Regions from separate parts of the Homo sapiens genome. Here regions 2, 3 and 4 are each linked to region 1. A link is a loop called in an ENCODE intact Hi-C map of the cell type or tissue named here. Cell type or tissue: PC-3. All regions are shown on one strand.

Region 1 (8,000 bases):
AGGAAGGAAGGAAGGAAAGAAGGAGGGAAGGAAGGAAAAGGAGGGAACGAAGGAAGGCAGGGGAACGAGACTCTGAGTTTTCTGATGCAAATCTGGAATTCCTCCCATATCTGGAAGAGTTCTGTGCATCTACAGCCTCTCCAACCTTTGAAAAAGAGCTTGGGAGGTCATTAGGAAAGGGAGAAAAACAAAAAGGGAAATTTGTCAGCATGAGTTTGAGTAGACCTCCTGATGTGAAGAGCTAGAAAAGCCTCTCTTTGGAGACCTAGGCCATTTCTAACAGTTTCCTTTGAAATCACTAATTATGTTCTAAAAAAGAAGGCGTCATTGGAGCCAGAACCAGCAGCCAATTACCCACGAGAAATCACTCACTGTGTGGGCTGCCTTTTCTCTCTGTTCGCATAATTTTAAAATGCAATTTCTAGAATCATGCTAAATACTTGTAAACAGAGATTGGTTTAATTGCAAGAAGAAACAATTTCAGGGGATAAAAAGGAGTTGTTTCTCCTTGTTTTATTGATAATAGAGCAGTCCACTTTGGGTCAGACTTATAGACTTACTTAGTCCATCTATCTTCTCACTCAAAGTCAGGTCCCTCTGCAACTCTGGTGAGAGGTACAGACTTCAGGAGAAGGTAGAGGTTGAGGCTGCTATGGGGTAGTGGAAAGAGCATAGCATTTGGACTTAGAAGACCTGGGTTCATAGTCCCAGCTCTGGTACTTTCTAGATTGCTTCTATTATAACATTATAATAGGAAGCCACTTAGACTTCCTGAGCCTCAGTTTTCTCATCTTAAAAGTAGGACTGCCACACAGGGTGGGAAGAGCAAGGGGTAATATATAGGTGTGAAAACTAGAAAGTACGCTAATGGAATGTGAGCTCCGTGAGAGTAGTGGCTCAGCTGCCTGCCGCCTTTCCTGTGTTCTGGATGGTGCCTGTAAGATTGTATCGGTTATTTCGTATCAATCAAAACTGCCACATAATGAAAATTATAGAGTGGCAGGGGCCTACCACCACCCACATTTGTTTCTCACAGGTCTGTGGGGTCTGGCTGATCTAGGCTGGGCCTGGCTCATCACCACTGGGCTGGTTCAGCTGGAGCAACTTAGCCAGGAAAGCCATGCTTTTCTCAAGACTAAGGGCTAGCTGGGGCTCATCCTTGTCATGGTGATGGCAGAAAGGCAAGAAGAAGCAAGGCCAGCATGTCTGTGCTATGTTTACTAATATCCCATCAGTCAAGGATGGAAGACATGTGGCTGGGGCTAGGGATGGGAATTTCATTCTGCCCACACAGCGGCATGATACTGCAAAGTTACATGGCAAAGGGTGTGAAGAATTGGGCCATAAATGCTGTCTACCACAAGGTGCAAGTAGAATACACATGTTTTTTGAATGAATGAATGTTTTCTGAATGAATGAAGACAAATTCAAGACAGGTGAGGCTCTTAAAGCAAGTTCTCACCTTGGGCATCAAGGCTGTCTGTCTTCCAATGCCTGCAATCCTTTAACCAACGGAAGAGGGGGTAGGGAAAAAGTTACTACAATCGGACAGAGCCATGTAGTAAAAATAAATGAGTCTCCAGACTTCCCCTGTGAGCCCTGCCCAGCACCTAGAACCTTCAGCTCACTTTTAACTAACTGTTGCTAAAATTACAGTTAATCTCTAAGGCGTTACCTAAAGATGTTGGGTCCATTTAAGAAGTGGAGGGACAACCAAGGTAGGAAAATATGTTTCTGTCTTCTTTAACCACAGGGAATCATTTGATTGCTTCTTGAAATGAAATTAAGAAAATAAGTCACTTAAAATTATAACAACAACCCAAAGAACCAAACACTGAAATTATTAATGGTGGCTTCATTTGAGGAATTAGATTAGGGATAAGGTAGATGAAGAAGATATTTTCTTTATAATTGAAAACTTCCTGGGCTGTTGGGAAATAACTGTTTAACCATATGCATGTTATTTTTATAATACATTTTTGAAAAGGTTTAAAGATGCAGGCTGTGAAACTCCCTTCTTGTATGTGCTTTCAAACCCTAGAGGGATGAAGCTTTGAAGGTGGGATGACAGGCATTGGCTGTAGGAGGGAGGCCAGGGGCCTTGCCCAGAACCATCTCAAATCCTACCCTGTGGACAGCAGCTTGCCTGCCCTACTCACAAGGCCCCCATCTAAAAAAAGAAAAGGAAAGCAATCCCCCCTTCCTCATAATAACACACAGAAGAGAGCATGAATGAAATTAACATTCTTGTCTGCTCACCCAGAATAAAATGTCACTGGGTGAGTAAGAAAGCGATTACTTCCAAGGCTGAATGAGCAAACTCTTTAGGCAGATGGGGAAGTCTTGTTGTACTCCTGATTTTGGGGTTATTTCCCTTGTCTTTCCATTTCTTCCTGCCTCCTCCAGGCTTCCTGTGGGCCTGGGTTTGCATAAAGAGTGTTTTTGGGGGCGCATATCCTGGGAAGGCACTGGCCTCTTTTTAGCATTTGCAATTTGGTTTTTAAATGTTGCTGTATAGCAGGAAGGCATGTTAAGAAAAAGCGTGTGAGATAAGATGGATTTTTTTTTGGAAAATGCTGTTTGCAGCTCTCATCTGAGTAAGGCTTGGATAGCTCTGTTCTCAGAGTTTATTTCTGCTGCAGTATGATAAAGGTGGAGAACGACCTGCCCGCAGTTTTACGTTGCATAATGGCTGGATGGGGTCCTTTAGCTGCTGAATTGCTCTCTTATATCACAGCTGATCAGAAATCTGGTGGTTTTCTCTGGGGAAGAGTCTCAGCCCAGCCGCCTCTGAAATGATGAGAGGGGAACAGATTCTGGAATTCCCGAGTTCCTTATTTATTGCTGAGACCAAAAGGTCTGTGTGTGGATGCATCTCTGTGTGTTTGTGCTTACTTACGAGTGTGTGCTGAGGTGGGGGCACTTGGGAGAAGAAAATCTCGGAGCAAAAGGACTTTTCCAAAGAAGAACATCATCTACCTTGTGCTCCTGTCATTTTAGCCACAGAGAGCAGAACAAACCATAAAAATCAAAGCTCCAGTCCCCCATAAGCTAAGACAAATGACTACATGCCTCAAAGTCACTCCAACCTTGAAACACAGCTTGGAAAAGTCTTCCTGTAGCATGGTAACAAGTCATCCAGACTCAAGTTGGTTATAACCCAGCGAGAACCTGCCCTCACAGATACAGGAACTGGGAATGAGAAAAGGGTTTTGCTTCAGCCTGGATCACGAGCTCCTTGGTTCTTTCCTCTCCCTGTCTTCCTCTTGGCTCACTTTGCAGAGATTTTCAGTCTATTTCAGCATCTCCTCATTAAAGTAAATAGTGCTTTCCCGAGAGCATATCTTTGATATTTCTGCAATTGTGCCATAGCCAGCTAATGTGTAATGCTGTAGTTTAATAGTCTATTAAAACACAGCACTGCACATTAAAATCTCTACTGTATCACTGCAGATCTACTTAACAAAGGCGAGGTCCCCAGAAAGCACTATTCACTTGCTGAGAGTTGCTGCAACAGAACAGGAGAAGTCTCTTATGGCGGAAGAATTTAAAGGGGAAACGGGATAGTGGAGAGGACCTCCCTGTACCTCCTCATCGCCAACTAGAGCAGCCCCTTTGCCCGTCTGAAAGGAGCAAAATCTGCTGGTGCTATGGATTGCATCTGAAAATTCTTGGAGTTTAATAACAAATCCCTGTAGATCAAATCTCATTACTCAGATCTTTATTTGGAAGCACTTCAGTTTCCTCTCTCTCCCTCTCAGAGAGAGACAGAGTTCAGGAAAGCAGCCCCTAGCCTGGAAAATGCACCACTGGCCCCTCCCTCTAGAACAATTGCCAGGGAGGAGGAGGAATTCTTCAAACAGCTGTAAATCCTCCCACCAACATCTTCCTCCTTTAGAAACTACAACACATCCCCACATCAAAGCCTCCCCTCAGCTGCCAAGAGAAAGAATCAATAGTGTAACAGAAAGGAAGCAACGTGAATGCAGGGTGTGTGGTGTAAACACCTCTACTGCAAATAACCCAAATATCACCTTAGAAACAGGAGAATAAAACTCCTGGTGCTGAGGCTTCTGATGGGCCCCGCAAGTGAGCAGTCAAAATACCAGTAGCAGCTTTGCCACAGAGTCAGGTCCAGGGAGAGAAGAATAGGGAAGACAGCAAGACAAGGATGGGACTTTGCAGGTGGGATGGTCAGAATCAAAGGCAAAGAAAAAGTAGGTGAGTCGAGAAATAAGGTACAAAAAGTAGAAGAGACACACCCATTGGAATGAGCATCAGAAGCTCTGGCAATGGTCATGCTGCCGTTCAGTCACTTTAGGATGGGTCTGGTCAGTAACCTGCACATCCTCATCCACTAGCGAATGCAGGCCCTCTCAGTTTCCCTCCAGTTCTAGTGATTCCATGAACTCCGAGTAAACCTACCTAGTGGTTGTGCGTGTGTGTAGGGGTACACATCTTTAGTCATCTTAGTTTTTAAACTCTTAATGTCACTTGATAATTGTTTAATTTGTTGAGTCACTACGATGCCTGCAGCGTTTCCGTGTCATAAAGTCAAAGCTTGCTGGAATTCATTGTGGACTTGTATTTTCCAAGCAAAGCCCTGAGTTATCTCAATTTAGTCATTTAAACTAGGAATTTAAATGACCAGTTTTAGGAGTATCTACTCCTGGCTTCCTGGATGATGAACACGTGGCCACCTTCTTCCGGAGACTATGAAGAAAGCAGCCGTGGCCTGGCCCCTCCTGACTCTCACACTGAGAATGCAGAAGCCCCAGTGCTTTTCTGCCCATGGAAGAGACAGAGGGTGTGGCCATGGTTGTTATTTTTAGTGGTTTTCTCTTCTAACCCTTCCCCAAAAATGCCAGTTGGGGCAGGGAGTAAGTACGTGGTTCTTTATCAATGTCCAACTCTTCTTGGATCTGTTCACATAACTGACATGCATTTTGTGAGCTAACTTCCCACCTGGCTCCCTCTTATCCTTCCAGTAGCTCACGTTCCCGATGTCACCATGTCCTCACCTACCGAACTTGAATTTAATCTAAATTGAAATTTTACTGTCATGACACATTTGGAGTTGCCTGGGATCCTATCTGGGGCAAAGTGGACACAAAACATGAATAAATGAACTGATAATTCCCTGGCCTTTCTCCCCTAGTTGTAGGTACAGGTGTGTCTAGGGGTGGGGAGGTAATGGAAGATGGGGAAAACAGAACTGCCTTGGTGACTTGGGGTAGAAATGGGGGTGAAGCTTTTACTTGACATTTAAGTGAAATGGGGTAACAGTGAAAAGAAGAAGTGTGAGGGCTTCAGCGTGTCTGAAAGCAGACTTGTATGAGGAGAAGCAAAGAACCACAGAGACAATGTGATTTCTGAAGTGACGGGTGATGTTTTTCTTTAGTTTTCAATTCAATATTGAGGCACCGAGTATCTAGTCAGGAAGACCCTGTCAGGGAAGGGCCAAATCTTTATTGAGTCCTCCATTGGGCCAGTGGCTGGCTTTCATATGCATTATCTCATTGAGTCCTTGCAATGACCCTTCCACAGGGATTGTTCAGATTTTATAGGTGGAGAAACTGAGGCAGAAATGGGGTTAAGTCAGGGGTCCCCAACCCCAGGGCCAGAGACTGGTAGCAGTCTGTGCCCTGTTAGGAACCACGCCACACAGAAGCAGGTGAGCAGTGGCAAGCCAGCATTACCACCTGAGCCCCACCTTCTGTCAGATCAGGGCTGGCATTAGATTCTCATAAGAGCACAAGCCCTATTGTGAACTGTGCATGGCGGGGATCTAGGTTGCACATTCCTTATGAGAATCTAATGCCTGATAATCTGAAGTGGAACAGTTTCATCCCCAAACTATCTCCCAATTCCTGCCTACTATCTATGGAAAAATTGTCTTCCATGAAACTGGTCCCTGGTGGCAAAAAGGTTGGGGACTTCTGGGTTAAGTAATGGGCCCAAGGACACACACCAGCAAAGTGCAAAAATTAGTATTTCAATACAGTTTTTCCTATCACCTTCTTATATGACATCTTGGGACCACTTAGCCCATTAAAAACTTTGGGCCATAAAATTATGAATAATCCAATGTCTTTGAAATTGCCTTTGCAAAGATTATGACAGAGAGAGAAGTCTAGCATGACTGACTCCATCTTGCTTCTAGCCTCACAGGCTGGCTGTCTTTGCTCATTCCTAGGCATAGACCAAGCTAACCATAGGGGGAATTTAGTTTGCTGTTTAACTTTGAAGCAAGGATGATAATAGTCCCACGTAAAACTGACTTCTTCCTGTTCAGAGGCTGGAAACACCTTTGTAAGACTAATGAAAGGCCACAAGATTAGGATTATGGGAGGAGCTCAAATTCTGCTAAAAGGTAGGTATATTTCTATAACCTCTTACTGCTCAGGAGTCACGCAGCTAGGGGACACAAGATTTGTGACTTCTCCAATTGCTCCTACAGATGACATCACTATTGTAGAACCTAAGATTGGTCTTTTGAGATGTTTTCCTGGCTGACCCACCCGGACTCATGACTTATCATGATTCAACCCATCCTGTTGCTCCCAACCCAAGGGTGGATTCAGCTCATGGGGACCACGTTCCATATTCCTATGATTGCATCCCCAACCAATCCACAGCACCCACTCCCTAGTCCCCTGCACACCACACTGTCTTTGAAAAACCCTAATCTCCAAGCCTCTGGGGAAACTGATTTGAGCAAAAACCCCATCTCCTGTGTGGCTGGCCTCCTGTCAATAAAACTCTTTCTGTACTGTGATACCACGGTCTCAGTCACCTGCTTTTTTCTGTGCAGAGGGAAAGAAGAACCCATCAGCAATTATATCGTCTCCCTCAAGGCAAGTAAAATCTGAGAGATGGAGATAGAAAATCCAGGAATGGCTACTGAATTAAGAAGGAGCAAGAAAGGACAAAACAAGTGTTTTTAGGAAGGTGGCAACACCTCCGGTTGGTCTAAAGGATCTATGGGGAAGCAGCTGCAGACCCAGTTCACTGCTCCAGGGTCCTGCCACAGCCATAAGTCTAGAAATGACCCAGATCCTCAAACAGAGTTTTCCTGTGTCCCAGGAAGAGTTGCCCACTGGCCAGTTTCCTCACCTTCAGCTCATCAGGCAAAGCGGGGAAGAAGGCAGGCTGGAGTGCCTGGAAAGGACAGAGAGGAGGCATCCAGGTGGAGGGAGAAGAGATCCTTACAGGTAAAAGAGACGCATGGTTGGGCTGGGTGCCAGAGTTGATTTCCCCTCCTCTCTCCACACTAGGAACTGGTAATTGAGCACACATGTCTTTGTGTGAAGGGCTCCCAAATTGAAGTGATAGTGACACCCTCAAACCCTGAAGAAGAGCATAGGGGAGTAACTACTGCACCCTTATCTCTGCCCCCAGCTGGGAGGCTGATGGATACTATTAAACGGAGCCTCTGTAAGTGGCATTTGTGGTGGCAGGGGCGGGGCTGGGGGTTGGAGAGAGAAAGAAAGAGAAAGAGAAACAGAGAGAAGCAGACTGGGAAGTGCTTGCTGCTTTCCTTCTCAAAATAGTCCAGGTGGGAGGGGTGATAACTGAGAAATGCAAATGCATGATTTGGAGGATTTCATGGCTGTTGCCCAAGATAGTGCAGGGTGGGTGCCACCTGAAGACCAGGGCCTAAAACGCTCTTGGTTGCTACCTTAGATGCAAGAATTCAGACCTATGTCTCTAAATTAGAATAATTGCATTAATGCAGTCTCCTCCCTCAGGCTCCTCTTTAGGTTTCTAACACAGCACTGGAAGAGAATTCAGGAATAAAAGATGTGAGCTCAAGTCTTTATCAGCTATATGACCTTAGGAACTCCTCTTAACAACCTCTTTAGTCTAGATTGCTCATCAGCAACTTCACAGGGCCATTACTAAAAAACAAGCACCAGTGAAGCTGAAAGCATTTTGCACACTGTAGAATGTCACATGAATAGTGTTTATTTGTTACAACCAAGGTCTAGCCTTGGGAG
Region 2 (8,000 bases), 250 kb after region 1:
AGCTAAATGGATAAAGAAGATGTGATTGATACACACACACAGAGGAGGAATGTTATTCAGCCTTAAAAAAGAAAAGAATCTTGCTATTTGTGACAACACGGATGAACCTGGAGGACATAATGCTAAGCCAGACACAGAAAGATAAATGTCGTATAATCTCACATATATTTGGTATCTAAAAAAGTCAACATCACAGAAACAAAGAGTAGAAGGATGGTTACCAGGGGCCGCAGGGTGGGGGAAATGGGGAGATGTGACCAAAAGGATAAACCTGCAGTTGCAAGAAAGCTCGAAAAAGTCCTGGAGCCCTAATGTACTGTATGGTGACCATAGTTAAAAAGGATGTATTATATACTTGAAATTTGCTAAGACTCATCTTAAGTATTCCCCACACACACATACACAAAGGCAACTATGTGAGGTGAGGAAAATGTTAATTAGCTTGATTGTGGTAATCATTTCACAATTTATACATATATCAAAACATCACATTGCATACCTTAAATATATACAATTTGTATTTGTCAATTATACCTTAATAAAGCTGAGGAGTAAAAAATAAGAAGAAATGTAAGCTAAGAATAGGCAAATATGCAGCTAAATCTAAATGAATACTTGTAGGAAGTTACAATAACAATGCATAATTTTAGAGATTTTTTTTAAAGCAGTCAAAAATAACATATAAGATGGGAGGGGTAGTCAGACTTAAATGTGCTAAAAGTTTATGAAAAGAGTAGAGATACTAAGTAACTTTAGGCTTTGTTAAGTACAATTAAACTTTAAAGGGTAACCAATAAAAAAAAGAAAATCGAGTTTATCTTTTCCAAAAAGTAATGGGGAAAATTACTTTTCCCTATAATTATATAAAAAAATTTCAATCTCAAAAAGACAAGAAACAAAGAAAAAAGTATTAAAAAGTCAAGTAAATAGCACAAGATGGTATAAATAAGTTAAAATACATGAACAATCACAATAAATGTAAATGGACTAAAGTTAACAGTTACAGATTGTCAAATTCTAACATCCAGCTATATGCTATTTATAAGAGACATCTAAAATATAAGAAGTGGAAAGATTGAAAGTCACCTATTTAAAAAGCATATTATGGAAATATTAACCCCCCAAATAATATATATTTATATTAATATAGATAAAATCAACTTTAAGCTTTTTAAATATTAGTAAGTCACTAAATAATGATAAAAATATTAAATTCACTAGGAAGAGATCACTTGAATCTTGCCCAAACTAGTAACATAGCATCAAATATACAAATCAAATTTGGTAGAATTACAAGGAATAACTGACCAATCCACAAACATAGTGGGAGTTTCTCTGTGAAACTGATATAGCAAGCAGACAAAAAATCAATACAGATATAGAAGATTTGACAACACAATTAACAGCACGGCTTGATTAATGGACACATACAGAGCCCTAAAACCAAAAGAAGGATCAAAAACCATATGTATGAAATTCATTGTAGAACATAAGTGAAACATGCAAATATGAGTAAAACTGACCTCATAATAGAGGGCAAGAAACAAGTCTCAACATATTTCAAAGAATCTGTATATACACAGACCATATTCTATAACTAAATGCAATTAGCTGAAAAATAAATGATAGAAAGATAAACTTTTAAAAACATTTATCTTAATACAAAAAATTAGCCGGGCGCGGTGGCGGGCGCCTGTAGTCCCAGCTACTCGGGAGGCTGAGGCAGGAGAATGGCGTGAACCCGGGAAGCGGAGCTTGCAATGAGCCGAGATTGCGCCACTGCAGTCCGCAGTCCGGCCTGGGCGACAGAGCGAGACTCCGTCTCAAAAAAAAAAAAAAAAAAAAAAAACATTTATCTTAAAATTAAAAGCATATCTCTAGGTTATTCATATGTTAACATAAAATAATAATGCAACTGTAATGAAATCATTATGAACTTTAATGATAATATTACATGTCAAAACTTACAGAATGTGGATAGTGGTACTTAGAGGGATTTTGTAGCCTCAGGTCTCATCGAAGCTTTCCTTCATTTTTCCAATTACACAGTTCATTGATTTACATATTCATTCAATAAATGTTTAATCTGGCATTGTGGAAGTCATATGGTTGGAGGCTGTAGTAGTCGCTAATAGCTCCAAAATGGAAATCCTGAGCTAACCTAGTCCATTTTCCAATTGTTGATTTACAAGAGCTGTCCAGGGCAGCTCATAGATTCTCTTGCAATGGAGACATCACAGGCTATACATTTCCCATTGCCAATAGTCAAAGGCATTGACAATAGTCTCATGCTCAAAGGGACAACAGATATAGGAATTCTTCAACCCAAAATGTGATACACAGCATTCCTGGATATTTTCTTATCTACTTGACTTTCCACCTCAAATACTCTCTCTCTCTCTCTCTCGGAGAGGAATCTTACTATATTGCCCAGGCAGAAGTGTAGTAGCTATTCATAGCCGCAATCCCACCACTCATCACCACAGGAGTTTTCACCTGCTCTGTTTCTTACCTTAACTGGTTCACCCCTCCTTAGGCAACATGCTGGTGCCCTGCTCCCAGGAAGTCACCATGTTTGATGCTTGACTCAATGTGGACACTTGATCTGCATAACGCACTACAGCCCAGACCTCCTGGACTCCCGCGATTTTCCTGCCTCAGCCTCATGAGTAGCTGGGACTACAGGGGCCACCACCATGCCTGGCCCATTCTCTCTTTTGATGGGAAAGGTTTTCTCTTCATTGGAAAGTGGAAAGTCTCATAGGACTAAAAGGATATATATATGTCTTCACATCTAGCAGCTATTTCAATGATAGCATAAGAGACACAAGAGGAAACAAAACATCTTCGGTTTCCCTGGAGCAAATTTCAAATGGACATGTAAGGACAACAGCCACCAAAGTTTCCTCAGATTTGCAGTGACAGAATGATAGGATACAATTAGCAATGGTGATGAGGTTGCTTCTAAAGAGCTAAGCAGAGCATATTTGCTTTTCCTGTTGATGTGTCATTATTTTAAAAAAATTTATCAACCTCTACGACAGAATCACCATAGGCTCACTCTTTAGTCCATTTCCTTTTATCTTTTGGGGTTGTCCCAGGTTACTAGTTACTTGTCAAGTAAATCACGTTCTGTATTTCTCACCATCAGTTGTCTAAGTCCCATGTTGGAAAGGATCTCCCTAATTTTATTTTCTGGATATCAAAGGCTGTCACTCATCTCTCAATGGCAGCGACAAGTTTTGAGGATATATAGTAGTAGCTAGATTTTAAGGCAAAAACCTTTATCCAAGCATGTGTTTGTTTTGCAACATAATACTTGCTGTACTTTATTTATTAGATTTCTTCATTATGTAAGACATTTTAATTACAAAGCTATCATAGATTACATTAGCTATGGCTCTTCTTCTTACGGTTAAAAATAACGTGCATGACGCAGCTGGCTTTATAGAAGCTGTATCTGGGCAGATAACTGTGAGTGTGTCACTGTCGATGCAAACTAGGAAAGATAAATACTGCTGCTAATCATTGGAACCCGCTGTGTAGCTATTATAGTTTGTTCAAGTTAAAACAGTGGCGATGAGTCAGACTGTTTCTCCCTCCGGCTTTAGAAAACTCGTATATTTAACCAAGATAGATTTACACGTGAGGTTGTGCGTGACGAGGTTGCTACGAATGCCTCATCCAGGACTAAGTTCCAAGACAGGGCACTGGAAAGCACGAGATACAAGCAAAAGTAGGTTGCACAAGTTCTCTTCCTCAAGAGCCTCCTCTCTCCAAAGCTTTTCTGCTGTTTATTCCACATGTTGGTCTTTGTTTCCAGGGGAAATTGATTGATGACTGGCTTCAAACAACGTGCACAATTTATGGATATGGAAAATGCATGTACTATCTACACACGCTGGTTCTTTATAGATGGTCTTTAGGGCAAGTCTGAGATGCCTGGATAATGTACAAACCAGCATTAACAAATCTCTGCAGAGAAGACACTACCTATCTCTTCCTCTTGAGATTAGATAAAAAGCAACCTTTTAAATGCCTGCTTTAAAGACCATGACTGCACACTTTATATTTTCCCTTTGGTTGTCCCTAATAGTGAATGTCCTGAGCTAGTCTTTAATACAAACTTCAGATATAAAGCCCCAACCCTGGAAGAAACCAGTGGCACTATTCTTCAAAATAGCACTTATGGAATTTTTTTTTCCAGGCTACAAAAGTAATAACTGTTCATTGCAGAAATACTGTTAAAAACAGAAAAGTAGGAAGAGAAAATAAAAGTCACCCATGATCTGCCCATTGAGAAATTACTCACCATACCCTCTCATTCTTTTTTCCTGGGAATTCATAGTTTCATAAGATTAGATCATATATATATATATATATATATATGATATATACATATATCGTGTGTGTGTGTTTGTGTATAATATGACCTGCAGGTGTTCATTTAGTATATCATAACCATTTTCTCTCATATTACAACATATTACCCTGAAATAGACTTTTTGATAGCTATATGGTATTACATTCTATGAATGTACCATAATTTTCTAAACCAGCCCCCTATTGTTGAACATATAGATTGTTTTCAATATTTACTATTATAAATCCTAAGATCATGCACATCCTTGTACATAAGAACCATCTTTGCATTCTTGGCTACGTGTATCAATTATTTAATATACCATTGAATTAAATTTGTCAGCACTATATTTTATTTATAATTTTTTCATCTATTAGTGGGCTTTTTCTAAAACCTGTAAGAAATGCATGCAAGCAAAAATCACTGTGTCCCATGTTAAAGAGAGGGCCAGGTGTGGTGGTTCACACCTGTAATCCCAGCACTTTGGGAGGCCGAGGTGGGTGGATCACTTGAGGCCAGGAGTTCAAGACAAGCCTGGCCAACATGGTGAAACACCGCCTCTACTAACAATACAAAAATTAGCCAGGTGCAGTGGTGGGCACCTGTAATCCCAGCTACTCAGGGGACTGAGGCAGGAGAATCAGTTGAACCCAGGAGGCAGAGGCTGCAGTGAACTGAGATCGCACCACTGCACACTCCAGCCTGGGTGACCGAGTGAGACTTGGTCTAAAACAAACAAACAAACAAAACAAGAGAGAGAATTGTCTTGGGAAAGGCAATCAGAATCAGCAGCAGCTGATGCTATATGGGAACAGCCTTGGTACCACGGCTATTTAATACTGGGTTTGCTACAGGTCCTCTGAAGAATGCAAAACCAAAGTTATTCAATTGGCGTTGGAATTAGAGCAACTGTTCTATTATTGTGTGCAAACTTCTGCTATAAATAACCTGACAGTATCCATCTGCATGGGATGCAAAAAAACAAGAAACATGCAAAGTAAAGACCAAAATAGACCTGGGGTTCATCTGGTATACCCTTTCCATGGGGCCCCAAACAGATGGTGCAAATTCCCAAGATATACCTGCCTAATGGCATTGTCCTATCTCAGAGCGGGGGAATGAGGGGATTCCTTTCAGCAAATGGCCTAGCCAGAAAGGAAAGGGAAGTGAGTCACTGAGATTCATCATTTTATTCAACAAATAATTATTTGGGCACTAGACATGTTCCAGGCACTGTTCTAGACCCTAGGAATACAACAGTAAGCAAGAAAGACAAATTCCCTGAACACAGTGAATGGCCCAGAAATGGCTACTATTTTCCAGCACTATTTTGTCTGTTTTTCCTTCCCTATCCCCATCTAGACTTTTTCTTTTCTCCCAATTGCATTACTCATGCCAAGTGGCCTGCCTTCTACTGACTTCTTTCCCTAGGCCATTTTGCAACAGACAGTCAAAGTTCAGGAACCTGCAAAGTCTTCAGTTTCATTCCTCACCCACTAGCTGCCCTGGAGGTCAGGAGCTATGAGCTTTTCACCTTTGGTGCCCAGTGTGATGCCCAGCATCCAGAAAGTGTTCAATAAACAATAAACTGAAGAAGGTTTTAGACTTTTAAAGAAAGGGACCCACCATCTCTGAAGAAGCTCTGCAGAAACTGGCATTGTCTCCTCTCCCTGATCTCTTCCCAGAAGGCTAGAAAATCTAATAAAAATCTCCTTAGGAGGTCTGGTGGAGAATATAATGTGTCATTTCAGGTAGACACTGAAGCATATTTACTATAGATTAAACTTGGAGGGGCTCTTTCTTATGGGCCTCGCTAGCATTTGTCAACTGTGAGCATAGAGATGGAGATATATATAGACAGACAGGTAGATATATATAGATAGGCCGGTACATAGAGATAGATGGATGATAGAGGAAGTGGAAACTGGCAGGGAACACCATGTGTCACCGGCAGAAAAGAGATGAAAGATGAAAAGTAAGACTGATTATAGCCCAAAGCACCAAAGTTCTGAGTGATCCACAAAGAGGTGAGACTCATCCAGAGACCCAGGAATTAGCAGTATCCAGTAGACAGAGCAGGGCTTTAAAGGTTTTTAAAAAGCAAGGGTGCCTCACTTTTATTGCTTGCAGCTAGGGAGAAAAAAAGCAGGATGGCTTGTGAATGCTTTCAGTTAAGGGAAATAAAGACATACACCCATATGCACAGAGATTTGAGTCACACTCACCAAAACATAACGGTGGCTTCAGGTCACCCACTTCCAACCAAATCTAAGCCCCGGATAAGTCTCAGGATATGTCCCCTACAAGAACGTTGCCTCAATTCCTGCAAGAAAAAGAGAGCAGATCCAAGATCCTTCTAGAGGGTGGGTCCCAGAGCTTTGCAAGAAAGGTTTGGAGAATGATGACTTTGAAGATGGGGGCTCTGCCCTTCTTTATCCACAGCCTGAGCTCGGCATGCTATTTTTCCTTAAAGGCCCTGCAGTGAGAAGGTGCTATGGGTGGGAATGAAGCTACTACTGGAGGTCCTAAAAGGTAAATAAAGATGATGGAAAAATGGGGGTGGACCCAACAGTCCATAGGCTTGGTCCAACATCTCTGAGCTTCCTGACAAGTCTTGACTCACAAGAAAAGAAGCCAAGTAACTGATAATAAGCTCAATTCTGAATGTGGTCCTTAATCCAGCCCAACCATCAGTGCCAAGAGGGTTAAAATCAAGTAGAAAACTTACCACCTTCCAGAAATAGAAGAAACAAAAAACACATTGCAAGAAACATCCAGTTAAGTTTGCCTCTTCTTGTAAAAAGGCTTGATATGGGTTCTTGGCTACTCCTGCTTTCCCATCCTCCTTTTATAAAGTCCACTTCCAAATATTCTGTGTTAGACACAGTTGGACTAAGAGTCAGGGGGAAGGACCAGGAATGGTGGCTCATGCCAGTAATCTCAGCGATTCGGGAGGGCAAGGAAGGAGGATCATTTGAAGCCAGGAGTTTGAGACCAGTCTGGGAAACATAGCGAGACCCCGTCCCTACTAAAAATTTCAAAATTAGCCAGGTGTGGCAACACATGCCTATAGTTCCAGCTATTTGGGAGGCTGAGGTGGGAGGATCATTTGAACCAAGCAGTGGAGATTGAGTCACTGCACTCTAGTCTGAGTGACAAAGCAAGACCTTGTCTCTTAAAAAAAAAAAAAAAAAAAAAAAAAAAACGGTCAAGGGATGTGGAATAAAATATGTCCCAAACATCTTCCCAGTAATTTTTATTCCTAGGAAACTCTATGGCCAACACGGAGTCCATGTAAATAAAGCTCATGCCAGGGGGAAAGTTCCCCTTTGGAAGCCGAGTTCCCTTTCTCTCTCCCTGAGATTAATAGGAGCCATGCCCTGATAACTAGAGAAGAATAAGCTACTAAATGAGCCCAGAGAGACAGACACAAAATGGTTATTTAATGTGAGCTGTTGTCACCATGTGCAGAAGACATCAGAACCCATTTCCATTCACCCCCTGCACAAACACTATTTCAATGGCCTTATTGTGGGGAATCACCGCAAGTGTCAATCCTGCCATTTCACCTCTGAAATTAACAAGGCTTTCTGGAGGCTGCCTCCCCTCACCTGTCAAAACCATAACTCTGCTGAGC
Region 3 (8,000 bases), 250 kb before region 1:
AGTGTTTCTTAATTTGCAATAACCACAATCATTACTGGCCTTACACTGTAAAATCATGTAATATACACTGCTTGCTTTGAGTTGACTCCTCCTCCTCCTTCATTTATCTGCCTAAATTTTATTGGGCTTCTCAAATAGCTCAGGCCACCACCTCTTCAGTAACCCTTCCTTAACCTAAAGTACCCCTACTTCAATTTCTCACAACAGTCCTTTCTTTTACTGAATTAGTTGTCCCTCCTCTGGGTTTCGAAATCATCCTCTGCATATTACCTTCAAAGAAGGAATCACACTGTTCTCTGTTTGTTTATAAGACACATCTCCCCTACTAGTTTTTGAACTCCTTAAAGGCAAGGATCATCTTTATGACCCAGCTCAAAGCCCAATGTCTGGTATTAGTAGACATGCTAAAATGTTTGTGAAGTGATGAATACATGTATGAATATATTCAGACTTAGAAACAGCATCACAGAGATGGGTCTTCAGAAAACATTTAATATATCCCGCTTCACCCAAAACTCCCTAAATAAGTATTTCCAAAGAGTTGTGTTATTATTAAAACAAGAAAATAATTTTCCATGTTCAATATAAAATAAACATTTTTCTAATGAAAATAGGATTAAATAAGAATCTTACCGGCAAAGTTCCAGGTAGAGATGCATCAAAAAAAGAAACCAAAGAATTTGGAGGTGCTGAAAAGCGAACTTGAGATCCAGAGAAGAGTTTAGAGTTGGAGGAAATCTGGGCATGAATTTCCAAACCTACCACAGCAGCCCATTTGTGTTCACTAAGAAGAAAGAGATAATGGTTAAGATGTATTATATTTGTCACCATGAATGAATTTCTATAAGTCTAAACCACAAATGTTAATTTCCTATATGTGTTTTAAACTTAATACAATGTTATATCCTCACATTAAAAATGTGTCATATTTTATCAGTGACTAAATAAAAAACAATTTAGAATAAGCGCCTACACTGAGATTGGCAAACTAAAATTCATTTACAACATGGCATCAGGAGGCTGATGATATAAACATGAAGGCTATAGAGAAAGGAACAATTTGGCGTCTTAAAACAATTTAGAAATGGGTATCAGGTGACAACTGCTTGGCTGACTTCAGTGAAAAGCGGCATTTAACAAATTAACTGTAACTTATCAAGTAATCACTCAGTAAATGATGAAAGCTGATCTTTCCCACATTATCTAGAATTAACATAAATGGCAACATTCTACTACTAGAGAAATAATGATAAATAGTTCCACGTCTCTTATTTAAAAAGGAAATTCTCAACCATGTTTTGGTTTGCATGTATAATAACCAGAGAGACACAGATACAATAAATCACCACTAAATGATACTCTTAAAAAAATTTTGCAAAACTCCACCACACTAAACCATCTGATGCGGCATATTTTTGGTCCCCCAAATCACTTTCAATTCCTGAGACCTAATTTCAGGTTACTTTTTTAATGCTTATTTGCTATCAAATCTAAGAAGCTGTTAAATGCTATAATAATCTCTCTTATCTGGTCAGTCCTACTCTGTTGGGTCTGTACATAGGCCTCTCCAGGTCCTTATAAATGTGCTTATTCCCTATGAAATCCATGTATGTTCCTATCCTGCTCTTCTCCCAAGTAATTTTGTGTATATACATATATATATATATACATATTTTACATCGTTTTGTTTTGTTTCAATCATTTCAACATATAAAGTTCTATATCTGAAGTACTGCAAGAATAAGTCCTTCTTTTTAAAGTTTGGAAACACAGCCCATAAGGGAGGGGAATTAAAGTAGGAACTCATTAGAAATTCTGCATGCAGTAAAGCACCATTCAAAGTATTTTTGCATTTCCATTACATGAGAGAAAAAATGTACTTTCCATTCACAAGGAAACAATCTAATTCACGAAAAGAATACAAAACTGAATACTTCTTTCTGGACAATTTCCCTCTGTTCCTCCAACTGAAAGTAAAAATAATGCCAACTAGTCTCAAAGAATAAACAAAATATTAGAAACTTGCCATATGTTTCTGTATTTAAAGAGAAACTATTTAATTCTTACATAATGAAGCATAAACAGCTGTTCAGGGGATATCTGGCCAAATAAGCAAAACTCTCCATATAACCAGGGGGAGTATCTCTTCTTTTGGCTGCGTCCTCCTAGGTCTAGTCACACATATTCCAACATAAAACGCCTGCACAGATAGCTAGTGTTTTCTGACTAATGACAATAACCCACCACTACCAAGAGCTTGTAGGTAAAGGCTCCCTTTCTACCTTTAGAACGCTGCCAGCCCATACTAGCGCTAAATAAAATCAGCTAAATATGATCCCGCTTCTCGTGTCACCGTCCCCACTGCTAGTGCTATTAGTAAGATGACCGAATCCACTCTTCTGTCTGTGCACCCTTCAAGAAAATATTTGCTATTTTACACTCGCGAATTCCCCAACTACATCTATTTGAAAACAGTGGTTTATATATGGGGGCGGAGTTGATAGAAAGTCTGTTTGTGCTTTTATTTAGGTTTCGGGGCTCCAGGTTATAACTCAACGCCCTCCCGTCAGCCAAAACGTCTAGAAGCTGGGCCGTAATTGCCATTATTTCCCCAGTCCTGCAGTTCCACCTCACAGTTAGGTGGGCAGAAATGTATGAAACAGAATACCCTTTCCTCGTCTTCTGGGCCGTGTGGAGGGGCTGCTGAGCCACTGAGCTCTCTCCCCTAATCTGGTTGGATGTGGACCCAGTCGGAGCCCCTCTTCGGTGGCAAGAACCACCGTCAACCCGGGCGAAAGCCCAACGTCTTCCACGGCAGCCCCAGCGCAGCATGGGCGCCGCCATTGTAACTCCAGGGTCTTGGTCAGGTGACTCAGCCTCACTATGCCGCGAGGCTCCCTGGGAAGCGTAGTTCTGGAAATGCATTAAAAACGCCATAGGCTCGGACCGGAAGACTACTATTCCCGGCGAGCATTGTGATTCGAAGCCTGCCGGAACCCCGCGGAGAGGGGAGGGAAGGAGAAATAGAGGAGAGGGTGGGAGGGTTTCTGGGTGGGGAGGTGTGACTCCTCCTAGCGGGGAGTTGGAGAGGTTTGTGGCTGTGAGCGTGTGTATAAGTTAGAGTGTGAGCGCTTGATGCTTGGTGCTAAAGCGTGGCCGGGATTTTATAACCCAGTTAACCTTGCAAGGGGAAGTAAATGACCTTGACAGCTCAGCAGAGACTTCCTCAGCCCCCAAACCCAATCCGTTATATTCTCTGTCTACTCTCCTGCTTCACTCAGCAATTTGTGCGTTAATGCAACAAATACTTATTTGCATGCCTACCGTAATGCCAGGCTCAGTTCTCTTAGGCACTGTAGTTACTGCAGAGATCAAGACAGTTATGGCCCGCATGTTCATGGAGCTTACATTCTAAAGAAGGGAGACATACAGAAGTTAACAAAAATAAGATACTTCCATATAGGTAGTAAGTGCTATGTTTAAGCAGAGGTAATTGGAGACAAACAGCCCTAGATTGAATGTTCATGTACATTTTAACCTCCTTTTTATTATTGGCCAGTATCAGAAACACACTCCTTATATGCTAGGAGCAGATACCATCGTCCCAGCGGACTTCCTTCATTTTCCTGTGTCAAAACTAATACCCCTTGTTAAAACTGCCACCGATTTCTTGTGTTTGAACACAGTCTAGAATAGTCATTTAGCCACTCTCTATTTCATCACCCGACTTTGATTGTCCTCGTAGTGCTTTTGACTGCCTGATGTTTATCTTCTATTTCCACAAATTCCTCGTCTGTCTTATTCACTACAGTACAAAGTAGGTTCCTTAAAAATATTTGTTGAATAAAGTAGTGCAGTGTGGAGAATGCATTTGACAAAGGATGGAGTGGATGCCCTTTGGAGCAGTAATTGTTTAGGGGAGAGATGATGAGTTAGGGTGGTGGCAGAGCCAAAGAGAAATGGATCTGTTTGAGATAGATATAGGAAGTAAAATTGAAGGACTCTGATGGATTGGATATGATGGTGGAAGGCTAGGAGAAACAAATAACTCCTGGATTTCTGGTTTGCACAACTGGCTGATGAAGTTATCCACCGAGATAAGGAAACCAGAAAAGGAACAGGTTTGCAAAGAAAACATATGAGTTTGGTTGCCTTGGAGACATTCAAGAGGAGAAATCAAGTAGACATCAGTGATGCCTAATTCTGAGTATAGAGCAGGGCAAGGGGAAAAGCTGCATATTTTGTATACTTCACATTGATAGATTTTCAGTTATTGATCAATAATCCATTGATTAGTTGGCTGTAACCTTTGATCTTTTCCTTTAATACACTTCAATTGCATATCCATATGGAAGAAAGAAACTTTAGTTACTGTCCTTAAAATTGTCATCATTTATTTTTTCCATCTTTTCTACTTTTTCATCCACTATCACTGTTCTAAATTGCCACACCAGAAGTATCAGTCATTTGACCAAGGATGAAAATGACAAAAATGACAGGGACTGGAAGGGAGTGGTGGAGACTTGTTCCAAAATTTCTCTCTAATTATTGCCCTTTATTTAAGGTTCAGATGATTCTCTAGATCCTTTACTAGAGTCTTCCCTCTGAGTTTCCATGTTTTCCACCTTTACTCTAGGTAAGCTAGCTTTCTTTTACTTATTTAGCTCCTCAGGTTTTTCTGGCCCAGACTAGGGGTCAGGAGAGTTGCCTCTGAGCACAAAATGGCTTCACTTTTGTTAGGACAACAGAGGAGAATGGAATCTTGTATCTCTAGCTAAAAAGAGAGGGGGACACTTGTTACCTCATCGCTGGTAATCAGCATCCTTAAAAGGCGATTCACTCCATCAAATGGAAGATTGGGAATGTTTTGAAAACCACTGTAAGGGAGAGCAACACATTTAATGAAAATCCTAATCTTACGGGTAAAACGCGCTATAAGGGAAGCTCATCTTTGTTTCTGAAGCGGTATTATTCAGTAATAGGCTATCGCCTCAAAGGCCCCACCCCACCACTAGAGGAGATAAAAATCCTACGCATGTAAGTGTATTTGCTTCCTTTCACGAACGGAAACCGGCCAGTTTCCTGCATCTTGTCTCTATCTAATCATTGCCCTTTCAAAAATCCTATAGAACTAATCGTGGAAATAGAGACTTGTCAATAACCATCTCTTTGGCTGTCCTCTCCCTCAAGACTATTTGTCATTTCCCGAAATGCCTGTAGTTTTCCTTGTGAAAACAGGAGCACTGTTTTCTGAGTGCTCCCCCTGCCTTGCTCCTTAGCTGGTCATACTCCCACCAAACCGCCTTCTGTGGGACCATTTCTAGCCTTCCTGCTGCATGCCAAATCTGATATCTGTCAGAACTATTGCTGATAGACAGCTCTCCAGCTGCGAGAGCTATTTTGGTTGCACCGACAAGGTGGCTGTCATCTGGGAGACACAGAGATTTTCATTTTCAAGGAACTCAGAAGGTAGCTGGGCAGAGTTTCTAGCAAAAACAACATTTTTCTTAGGGAGAGCCTCTCGGCTCTTATTTTATCCATATAATTGATACACAGTACAAATAGATTTAGAACAGGTTTTTAAAAAGCTATGTAAAGCAGAGCAGAATTTCGAGTCGTTACTTATAAATGGCAGTAGTTAGATGTGTCAAAATAACATGCTTGGTTTTGTTTAGTGCTCTTCAGTGGGTCTTTGAATGTCAGAGTTGGAATGAACTGGCTCACCTCTGCATTTGACTCAAAACTATGAATAAAACCACATTGATTTCTGAACACAGATTACTTTTTCTCTCAAATCTAAGTTGTGCTTAATTGTAATCATTCCCTTTCACTAGTTCACGATGGGGGAAATAACATGAATACCCAATGTCCTAGGATAGATAGCTTCTTCAGCAATGTGGGTGCAATGTGAGGGGGTAATACAGGTGGTTCTAAGTTTCCACTTTTTAAATGAAATAAATAATTTCAATAGAAACATTAAAATTGCAAGTAAAGTGAAAAAGAGACAGTTTCCACTATCCTGGCAATGTATGTCGAAATCTATTTGTATACATCTTTCCAGTTAAAATTGCATTAACTAATGTAGTCTTTGATTAACTACTTTTGTCCTGTGGAAACAAAGTCAATGCTTTAAAAGCATTTAGCAGGCTAATCAACAAAATGCCCCTTGTAGTCTAACAGAGCTGGAAGCAGATGGTTATCTTAGTATTTCTTAGCACAGTTGTGAGCTTGATCCCTGTCTTTCTTGGCTGTGAGTTTCTATGTGTTCTATGGCTATGGAACTCAGCCTGCTGTCTTGAAACTTTATGCCACATGGTAGAGACGGAAGATGGCTAGGTCAGTAGATATTCTCTTAAAAAAAGAGAAAGAAACCACAGCAGTAACAACAAAACCCACATAAGATAATGTACATATAACAGAAATTAATAGCATCATTTATGTTGTAACTAGAAGAGCTCCTGTTTTTGAGAAAGCATTCTGAAAACATGAAGTTCCTTCTTAGAAAAACTACATTTTAAAATCCAGTTAGGTGTCATTAGGGGAAAAAAGAAAGACTGGGAATACATGCATGCTGAGCAATTGGGAAAACAGGATTCATTTCCTTTTATTTTACCATTAAAGTCTTGATTCTGATAAAATACTGATGCAGAGGGAATAATTGCTTTCTCTAGAAGATTGCTTTGCAGCAAAGAAATCTATGACTCCTTTTTCCTTTCCAGTGCAAGGAAATAGAACACCCTGTTCAATGTCCTTGAGAGATGAAGGGCCATATGGGGAAGATGAGGCCAGCACATTGTTGCTATTATGCCTGGACCATAAACTGGAAGCTCTCTATGGTCTCCCTTCTTCTATCTAATCTCAGGGGATGGTTTGGATGGTTTGCTCTTTCCCCGGGCTTTTTCTAGAAATTTCTAGAAATCTGGCTACTCCCTCAGAGCCAACAAGAATGATGTGTAAGAAAGAAGCTCCACTTCCATACATCCTTTGCTTCATGACGTACTTGAAAGAAGATACTCCTGATTTGTAAGTAATGGGTGGTAGAACACGTTAAACTCCATGTTTCTGTAAACTGTGTTTTTGCATGTGGTCATATCCCTCTATGCACCAAGAAATTCTCTCTTTTGTGTTTTGGAATTCGATATTTGGCCTTCAAAGTTAGAGAGCTTGTACACACACACACACATCACCAAACACACACTTCTAAGCAGTAGCTTAATTCAGGAGCTCCAATAATAGAAACGTTTAGGTTTCAAAACAGATGATGTTTTTGTATGTCAGATGGTTCTCCTGATTTTAAGCCTAAAGATGTTGAAAAGTGTGGCATTAAAGAACTCCACCACCAAGACACGTGGACTTTGATGAGACCTTTCAGCGAATGAACTCCTACTTGATAATTGAAGGGAAGATGTATCAGAGTCCATCAGCATGGTACAGAAGAGAATGGAAGAGCTTATCTTACACATCCTGCCCTGTAATTGGTGTCATTACCTATGCGTATCTGAACTGGTATCTCTGTATCTAGGCCACCCTTGAACCAAGAATGGATGGACTGCACAAAGCAATAAAGGCTGAACTCATGTTGGTGGTAGAGCCTTCAGGGCTCACCACAGTTTAATGTATAGCCGTTGAGAAGAAATTTAGTGCTCCATGAAGAAGTGCCAGATTGAATTAAAATCAAGCAACAATCAGATGAAACAACCACGGAGATAAATGCAGAGAGAGAGAGAGAGAGAGAGAGAGAGAGAGAGAGAATTCCCAGGGATTCATTAATACTAGTTAGGGAAAGACCAGCACACACATTATTCATGTCTCCTTGGAGTCTGAGTCTAGATTCTAATTCAACAATAAGATTTTGATGACTTGGCCTAGCAGTGATTTCAGTTGATGTGAATTCCACACTTACATCAGCTTGGCTACTAAAAGGCATTTTCATCCCCTCACGTATAGTAAGAATGAAGATAAATGGTGTTAAGAATGGGACTGGATACTGTGTTTTTCAA
Region 4 (8,000 bases), 150 kb after region 1:
CTACAAGAGATCTATGGCTGGGCTCCATTCTCAGCTCAGTCCTCGTGCTCTGTTGTGTGACCTCCCAAGTGACCGCAGGCAGAAGTCTAGTGAGTTCAGCAAGAAGCAAGCCCATCTATCTCCACCCCAAGGCGCGAGGGGGTAGTTGTGAGCTCTGACTACAGAGTCAGAATGACAGGGGTGTGCCCCAGCCCCCTTGGCTTATTAGCTGTCTTATGTCATTCATCTTAGTTTTTCTGAGCCTCGGCTTCCTCACTTCTTAAAATTCAGATTATAATGATGGAATCATTCTCTGAAAGCTGCTGTGAAGATTTGAATGTGGTGCCTGGCGCCACCCTAAGTCCTCCATAAATTAAAGGTGCAGCTTTTTTTTGTTTATTTGTTGTTTGCAGGGAGCTGGGAACAGGGGGAGCAGCTGCAGGCAGATGAAGCCTGAAGGACTCTGGGGTCTGGGGACCACAGAGAACTAAGTCAGGATGCACACTGGATGGAAATAGATTTATTCCAGAGAAATATTTGAGTGCAGCATTGGCTTGTCTTGAACTCAGTCCAAAGAAGAAGTTACTGCCAAATGGACCCCATAATGAGGCTGGGGTTTTTGGTGTGTGTTTTTTTAAATCAATAATGCAGAGGAGGAGGGCTGGAGCATGAGGTCCTTGTGGAAGGGGAGGTTTTACTGTCACCAAGAAACAGTTCATCTCTCACAGACTCAAAGAAGCTCACTGGAGCTTGGCCAGGGTGGCTGCAGCCCAGAGCTTTGAAGTCAACTGTTCTTCGGTTTCTCCTTTTTCTCTGTTCTTCTTCTTTTTTTTTCACTGCTTTTGTTGTTGTTCGTGTATACATGTATGTTGTGGTTTTGCTTTTGTTTTCATGGTGCATTTCCCTTTGATTTCCCTTTGAAAATTCCATGTGTCTGGGTTGTGTGATGGGGAACAGGGAAAGGTATTTGGGCTTTGTCCGTGTTGGACCCAAGAAAGAGAGGTCCCTCGGGCTTGAGAGTGCTGAAGGCCACCTCAGGAGCCCATCTCCAAAGATGGAAACTGTCAGCCTCCACCAGAGCCTTCCTCAGGACCTTCATCTGCCAAACCCAGGAGACCTCTGTATCCTTCGAAAGTACAGGCGGTTCTGTGGGATCAAGGACATGGAAGCACCATGGGGCAGCTCAGTGCAGGGCAGAGGAGACCTGGCTTGGGAGGCAGGAGCCGCTGGCATTTAACCTTCCATCCTTTCTACTGAAGAGTCCCTCAGCACTAACAGTTTGTCATCTTAACCTAAGCCAAGCAAGTGCTTTAGATGGTTTAAATCCAAGACACTAAACTGACCTGAGAAGGAAAGGGATAAGGAACAGGAGATCAGGTGGAAGTCCAAGGAACTCATCCTTGCATCCAAAACAAAATGAAGAGTCAAGTGTCCCACATCAGTCCCTTCCAATCCACCTCTTTTACACAACCTGCCAGGCCAAGCCTGAGCAGACAGTGGGGATGAGATGGAAAGGAAGAGCTAATGTGAGAGTCTCTGTAAAGGAAGAATCCAAAGTGCCTGGAAACTAGTCAGGCTAATTCTCGCTAAAGTGATAGCGACTTCATAGATATTTCCTGCCAGAAGTACTTTTATTTAGAAGGAAGACACTAAGAAAGAGAAAAAGATCATAAGAGAAAGTCAATGCCTAGCCTAAAAGCAATACTTTCCAGTCCCAAGCACTACTCCTTCAAAACATGAGTTGAGCATTGCATAAATTTTGGAAAACTGCCGCATACTGTCTTTCTTAGAGGTTCACCAATTAACATTAACACTTTAACAGCTGGGATAAGACTTGGGTTAAAAAAGCCTTTTCAACTTTGTTTAACCCCTTGTTTCTCAAATGCTTCCATCACAAAACGCTTTCCCATCTCCAAGTAAAAACTATTAACATCCCAAATTCTGCACCTCAGCCTAAAGCCTAAAGCAATGTATCTTTAACAATGAGATTTTAGGTACCTTCAAAAAAACAGGAGTATCATCCCCATCTGGGTGTCCCCTCCTCTCCCAACCCCCTTAATTGACCCGGGCAGGGCCACTGGATAGATGTAGAATCCAGGAAAGGCCCAGATCAGGGATAAGAGCATATCTGCATGCCAACCAAAAGTAACATCAGAGAGGTGCTGACTATTCAGGCCAAGGCTAAAACCTGAAGCCCAAGGACAGCTGCTAGGCATTAGGGGACAGGAACAAGCATGGGACAAGAGCTTGAGATAAGCTCAGACTGAAGTGGGTTTTATTGCACCAGTCCCATAAGTGGCCTCTCTGGCATGGGGGTGTCTTAAAGACACCACATGGCCTTACAGACTGGTACTTCCCAAAGCATACCAGAAAGCCAGCCTTGTAAATAATCATGCATTTGGTTAAATGCTCACAGTCGCCAAGAACAGTAATAAGGAACTAAGAGTAAGGCCTGCTCTAATGTCAGCATTCGTAACTAAGGGGCTATGGTACTAACTCGAAGGATAGAGAAATTAAGATTCCAGATCACATGGGAGCAGACTCTGCTAATGAGGGTAAGAAATTACCGTCTTGGTGTGAAATGACACAATATAGACCCATTCTCCCTAGCAGATTTGCAATGGAAGATGGATGATCTAATTGGCCAGTACAGATCACATTGCGTTCCATGCAGGACTCGGGTAGCACAGACCTGTCAGGATGAGAAAATGAGTCACCGTGTGCATGCACAGTAATCACCGTCACAGAGAAGTGGGTGAACAAGTTCCACAAATTTTTCGGTAATAGGGACTAACGCTTGCTGAATGCTCCCCCTGTGACAAGTGCCGGGCTAAGCACTTTACCTGGATTATCTCATTTAATCCTCACAGCAGCTCCATGAAGCTCAAGAAGGTTAAGCAGCTTGCCCCAGGTCAGGGATAGAACCGGTGTTGCGCTCTGCATTCAGTCTCCAGAGCCCATGCTTAGCCATTGGCTCTTTCCATCCCTGCATCAGGCCCATTGAGGTTCCCCCCATCTTGTTACTTTCACTACATACCCATGCAGCGTCCTCTCCCCACAACGCGATCCCATCTGTTTTTGCTGACAGTTAGGTCTCTAAACCAGCACTTACCTAATAGGCTACTGGTAGGCTGAGATTTGACGCTCCCCTACCAATCCGAGGGGCAGGAGTGTAGGACCTGGGATGGCCACATCTTGGGCTGGTAGTCCTGGGTGCCAACCATTAAGCTACTGCCTCCCAGCTCCAAACCTACCCTCTGTACTTGGGTCTGTGACGCTGGGGCTGGGGGGCTGCAAATACATTTCTCCTTTTACAGATAACTCCCCAGATGGTCCTCAAGTGAGGCATTGAAGGGAGACTGGGAGGCAGGAGGCAGCAGAGAAGACTTGCTCCTTCCCACATGCTGGCTGTTCCTGGCAGTGGTGACCTGGCATTGGCTCTTTAGCCCCACAGCAGCAGTGGGTTCCAGTTTCCAGCTTTTCCCTACCCTCCCAGAACCAGCCTTATTATGCCCCTCAGAGGTACTAGCAGCATCCAGGCAGTGCCCCTCCCCAGAAGCAGGTTCCCGGGTCCCTGGGCTCCATCCTCCAAGCTCCTAAGGTACCAGCGGTCCCCGAGCAGCCACCCCTGCTCAGAGAACTGGTCCTAGCTCCCTAGGTCCCTCTTCCAAGCTCCAAGGTCTGATAATCCAAACTTCTAGCCTCTTTTCCCCAGCCTAGAGGAGGCAGCTGCAATTCCTCCATTTGGATTACTTCTGTCTTCTCTACTTTCTCAGTCCTAATGCTTGTTCAACCAATTCCCCATATTCAGCTCGGTCTGTTACTGTATCTAGAGTGGTTTCTGATGTCCTGAACTGGACTCTGATTGATGTATCTAGTCATCTCAGTGTGCCGTAAAAACATCATTTTCTATGTGTGTCATGACAGTGAAAAGGCTTGTGAATCCCCACCCCCTCCATGACAACCTGGGCCCTAGAAAAGCAGCCATTAGATGATATAGCCAGCATTCATTCTCCAGTATACATGCCCAAGAAAATAATTTCAAAATTAGAGTCCAAAGGGTGCTAGCGAGCATTTAATTGTCCTGGACACATGCCTAAGTCCTCCTAGAACTGGACACACAGACCAGCCTTGATTGTCATTTACACTGAAACCACAGGCATCTCTGAGTAGCAGCAGACAGCTTCTCTTCTGTGCTCCAAAGTTAAGCTATTATGACACAAGAAGGCTTAAATTCAGACTTCTTTAAGTATTAAAAGCAGAAGTCTGAGATTGCAGCCCCATATTCAGCTTATCTTTTTTTCTGTTAATCAATCACCCAGTATTTATTGAGCACAAGTAGATGCCTGTCCAAGAAAGAGATGCACTTGCAAATGAGTATGGAAGGTACCCGCTAGATATGCATTCATTTCCCTTTACAGCCCTACTGGGCTTTCAGTGACTGCTCAATAGGCACTTTTCATAATTCCCCATTGTTGTCAGGCTATTTTTATCCTTCCCGTATGAATCAGAGTATGACTTACTGTCCCACTGTTAAAATCCTTATTCTGGCAAAACCATTATTATTTATTTGTTTGGTATCTTTCAAAAAAATTTTATGGCTTGAACCCTCATCTCAAAATTAAATAATCTCATCATTAAATACCTTATGCTGGATGGACAAAAGTAAATGACATCAATATGTGGACAACTTATAAAAACAGCAACTTAAAAGGCCAGGTCAGCCACATCCCCGTTATCTAGATGCTCTTTAGAAGGGAGGCACTGAGCCACTCTCCATACCAGGCTGTGGCCAGAATTGGCCTGTTCTGTGCAGTAACTTAGAGACCAGCATTCCAGATGAGCTGATTCAAAATTAATCATTTGGGGCAAAATGCATCCTAAGTAATGTCAACTTAGTAATAACAGTAATAATACTTAGTAATTATTCAGTACAGCTCAAAATTCCCTGTTCATATTAATCCGTTGTTAAGAGCTAAATTGTTCCCCATCCCCCACTACCAAATTCATATGTGAAAACCCTAACGGCCAGTTCCTCAGAATGTGGCTGCATTTGGAGATAGGGTCTTCAAAGAGGTAATTAAGTTAAAATGAGGCTGTTAGGGTGTACCCTAATGCAATCTGACTGATGTCATTTATAAGGATAGAGGGAGAGGGAGAGGGAATAGAGGATAAGGAAGAGGAGAAAGGGGAAAGGGGAGGGAAAGAGAGAAGGGGCGGGGAGGAGAGGGAGAGGAAGAGACCAGACGGGCACACACACAGAGGCACTATGTGAAGACACCAGATCATCAGAAGACAGCCATCTGCAAGCCCAGGAGAAAGGTCTTAAAAGGAAGCAACCATGTCTATGCCTTAATCTTGTTCTTGACTCTAAAATTGTGAGCTGTTGTGTAAGCTACTCAGTGTTACCTATGACTGAGTGGCATTTTGCTATGGCAACACTAACAAACTAATATGCCCATGAACTTTTTTTTTTTTTTTTTTTTATGAGACGGAGTCTCACTCTGTCTCCCAGGCTAGAGTGCAGTGGCACGATCTTGGCTCACTGCAACCTCCTCCTCCCGGCCTCAAACAATTCTGTCTTCCTGCCTCAGCCTCCAGAGTAGCTGGGACTACAGGTGCACACCACCATCCCCAGCTAATTTTTTGTATTTTTAGTAGAATCAGGTTTTACCATGTTTGTCAGGCTGGTCTCAAACTCCTGACCTCAGGTGATCTGCCCACTTCAGCTTCCCAAAATGCTGGGATTACAGGCATGAGCCACTGCGCCCAGCCACCCATGAACTTTCAGAATAGTTTCTAACATGGAAAATCTACTTGGCTACAGATCTTTTCTTTACTTTTCAAGTGGATAAAAATGAAGCAGGAAAAGATTGGCGAACTTTGCCGGCATCTCTTAGCTCAGCCCTGGATGGATGGGATTTAGCCCGACCCTCTCCCTTCTCTGCTCACCACAGCTCTGTTCTCCAGCCTGACTGATAAGGTGGGAAAACCAGTATTAAGCACATATTTTCAAAGAACAATCAACTCTTGATTATCCATTATTAATGTGGAACAGAGCCTGCATAGAAAATTAAAATCCACATACATTCCAAACCCCAGTATTAGCCATTAATGTCAACCTGCTCAAACACTTCAGACTTCATCAACCCCTGCTGTTTTCCTTTGAGGAAAAGCCTAGCAGTGTTATGAATTTATCTATTACCTTTAACTATCCATAAAATATCATGCAGTTGGGAAAGCCCCAACTTCTCTTTGGTAGAAATGTTCTAAAGTGTATATGTATTCTTAGGGGAGAAAGGGAAATTTTATATCCTTGACTTATTTTTAAATTGAAATGTTAAATTAACATTTTGTAAGATGGCATGCAAAATAGTTGGTGTAGTATTTCATAATCCTGTGTTTTAAAGAGAGGAATAATGTATTTTCCCAGGTAAACCAACTAGAACCCACTAAAAAATTATCTCAAAATCATAATGCTAGAAGACCTCTAATGAATCATTTAGTAGTTTTCTTTCTTTCTTTCTTTTTCTTTCTTTCTTTCTTCTTTCCTTCTCTTCCTTCCTTCCCTTTCTTTTTATTTCTTTCTCTCTTTTCTTTTTTCCTTTTTTAGCAACAGATCTCTGTTTTCAAAATTAATTTTTTGTGGAAGTTTGATATAGAAGAGGATTTGATCTTCTCTGCTTGAAGTAGGCATGAACTGCCCATTCAGCCTCCTCATTGCCCCCTTGAATTTCCTGAGACCTTAGGGCTGTGAAAAAACAAAAACAAAAACAAAACAAAAAACAGAACAAAACCACAAACGTATTTCAATTCTTTCATTTTACAGATTTGGAAATCAAGGCCCAAATGGGAACCATCGTCATGGCCAAGGTTGAGCATTTTATAATGGCATATCCAGGTCTGGAGCCCAAATCTCCTGATTTGTGGTCCACACACTTTGCCTGCATCACACTGTTGGTCATATGGACTTTGTTTTGTGTGACAAGTTGGGTCCCAGAACAGCTTTAATGCCTAACCAGTTCTGCAGCTTTCACCACCAGGAGCAGGCTTGTGTGCTGAGACACACCAGCATCAGTACATGAAGCAGATCTCTTCAATGCCCAGAATTCTTAGGCATATTTCCAGATATTGGACCAACAACCTTGGGGTTATTTGCCTGGATAAAATATCCATGTATTCAGATCCAGTGGTTCCTCAACTTTAGTATCCCCTTTATGATTACTGGGGGGATTTGATAAAAATACAAATGCCAGAAATTCTGATTCAGTAGGTGTAGGGCATAACCCAGGAATCTGTATTTTAATAATGATCCAAATAATAAATATTTATTTATTTAAATAAATCTGTATTTAAATAATGATTTAATAATGGGGCTATGACGAAATGATCCCCAGACCACACTTTGAGATACATGGCTTTAATTTTTCTTTGTCATTAAAACCTTCCCATGGAAGAACTAAAGTTGGCTCAGACTTCAGGAACTGCATGCTTTTAAACAAGCTTTCAGTCTGACAAGAGTTTTAGCCACCACCACCACCAGCCCCCAGATTCAGAGCATTATCCTGCAGATGGTGTCTTATTCTCACAGTGGCATCCTGCTAAATTCCACAGTGACTGGATAATCATCTCAGGTGGTCACACTGGGAGAAGCAACAGGAACTGACGTAAGGAACCAAACTTTGTTTTCATGCGAATGGTTTCCATGGAAAATTAAACAAGCAATAAAGACATACAAAAAGGTATTGTGCATATCAGTAACCAGAAAAAGTCTCTTATGGGATAGCTCATCTAAATTTGAAAGTACTATCAGCTTTGGAAGGTCTTGAGCTCAAATATTAGAGGGGTCAGCCTAAGGAGCTGGGAAGCCCAGCAAAGGTTAAGATTTCAGGGCAAATATCAAATCTTGCACTGAGAAATCCCTGTGTCGAGCTGTGCCAAAACCAGATGTTTTTACTAGTAATTAGTATTATGATAATTCACTTAACTAGGAATAAAATAGGGCATGATTGTTTACTGCT

The links. Peaks named below come from ENCODE experiments on the same cell type or tissue, not always from the same donor. Only the 100,000 strongest peaks of a DNase experiment are listed, where the experiment ranks them.
Region 2: a loop joins it to region 1, with 8 times the contacts of the local background. A loop is called at or near these places in 3 of 110 quality-filtered maps.
Region 3: a loop joins it to region 1, with 7 times the contacts of the local background. A loop is called at or near these places in 5 of 110 quality-filtered maps.
Region 4: it touches region 1 in a loop (21-fold over the local background); 3 of 110 quality-filtered maps call a loop at or near these places.

Annotation. Positions count from the first base shown.
Region 1 is chr4:152,006,975-152,014,974 of GRCh38, forward strand. No RefSeq gene overlaps it. Among named protein-coding and RNA genes, the nearest start is that of LINC03074, 55 kb to the left of the region's middle. RefSeq lists an enhancer at 7,419-7,578. In PC-3, no CTCF peak of the experiment used is centred here; a DNase peak (open chromatin) is centred at 4,617; H3K4me3 peaks cover 613 bases; H3K27ac peaks cover 3,242 bases.
Region 2 is chr4:152,261,741-152,269,740 of GRCh38, forward strand. It overlaps the pseudogene RN7SL446P. Among named protein-coding and RNA genes, the nearest start is that of FBXW7-AS1, 72 kb to the right of the region's middle. In PC-3, no CTCF peak of the experiment used is centred here; a DNase peak (open chromatin) is centred at 3,521; H3K4me3 peaks cover 421 bases; H3K27ac peaks cover 1,908 bases.
Region 3 is chr4:151,758,139-151,766,138 of GRCh38, forward strand. It overlaps GATB (glutamyl-tRNA amidotransferase subunit B), which reads right to left and starts at 2,869. Exons shown (of 13, transcript NM_004564.3): 1 at 2,669-2,869; 2 at 634-784. The coding sequence starts at 2,844. RefSeq lists an enhancer at 2,585-2,864. In PC-3, a CTCF peak has its summit at 3,095; a DNase peak (open chromatin) is centred at 2,963; H3K4me3 peaks cover 1,746 bases; H3K27ac peaks cover 471 bases.
Region 4 is chr4:152,157,742-152,165,741 of GRCh38, forward strand. No RefSeq gene overlaps it. Among named protein-coding and RNA genes, the nearest start is that of LINC02273, 61 kb to the left of the region's middle. In PC-3, no CTCF peak of the experiment used is centred here; no DNase peak of the experiment used is centred here; H3K27ac peaks cover 1,392 bases.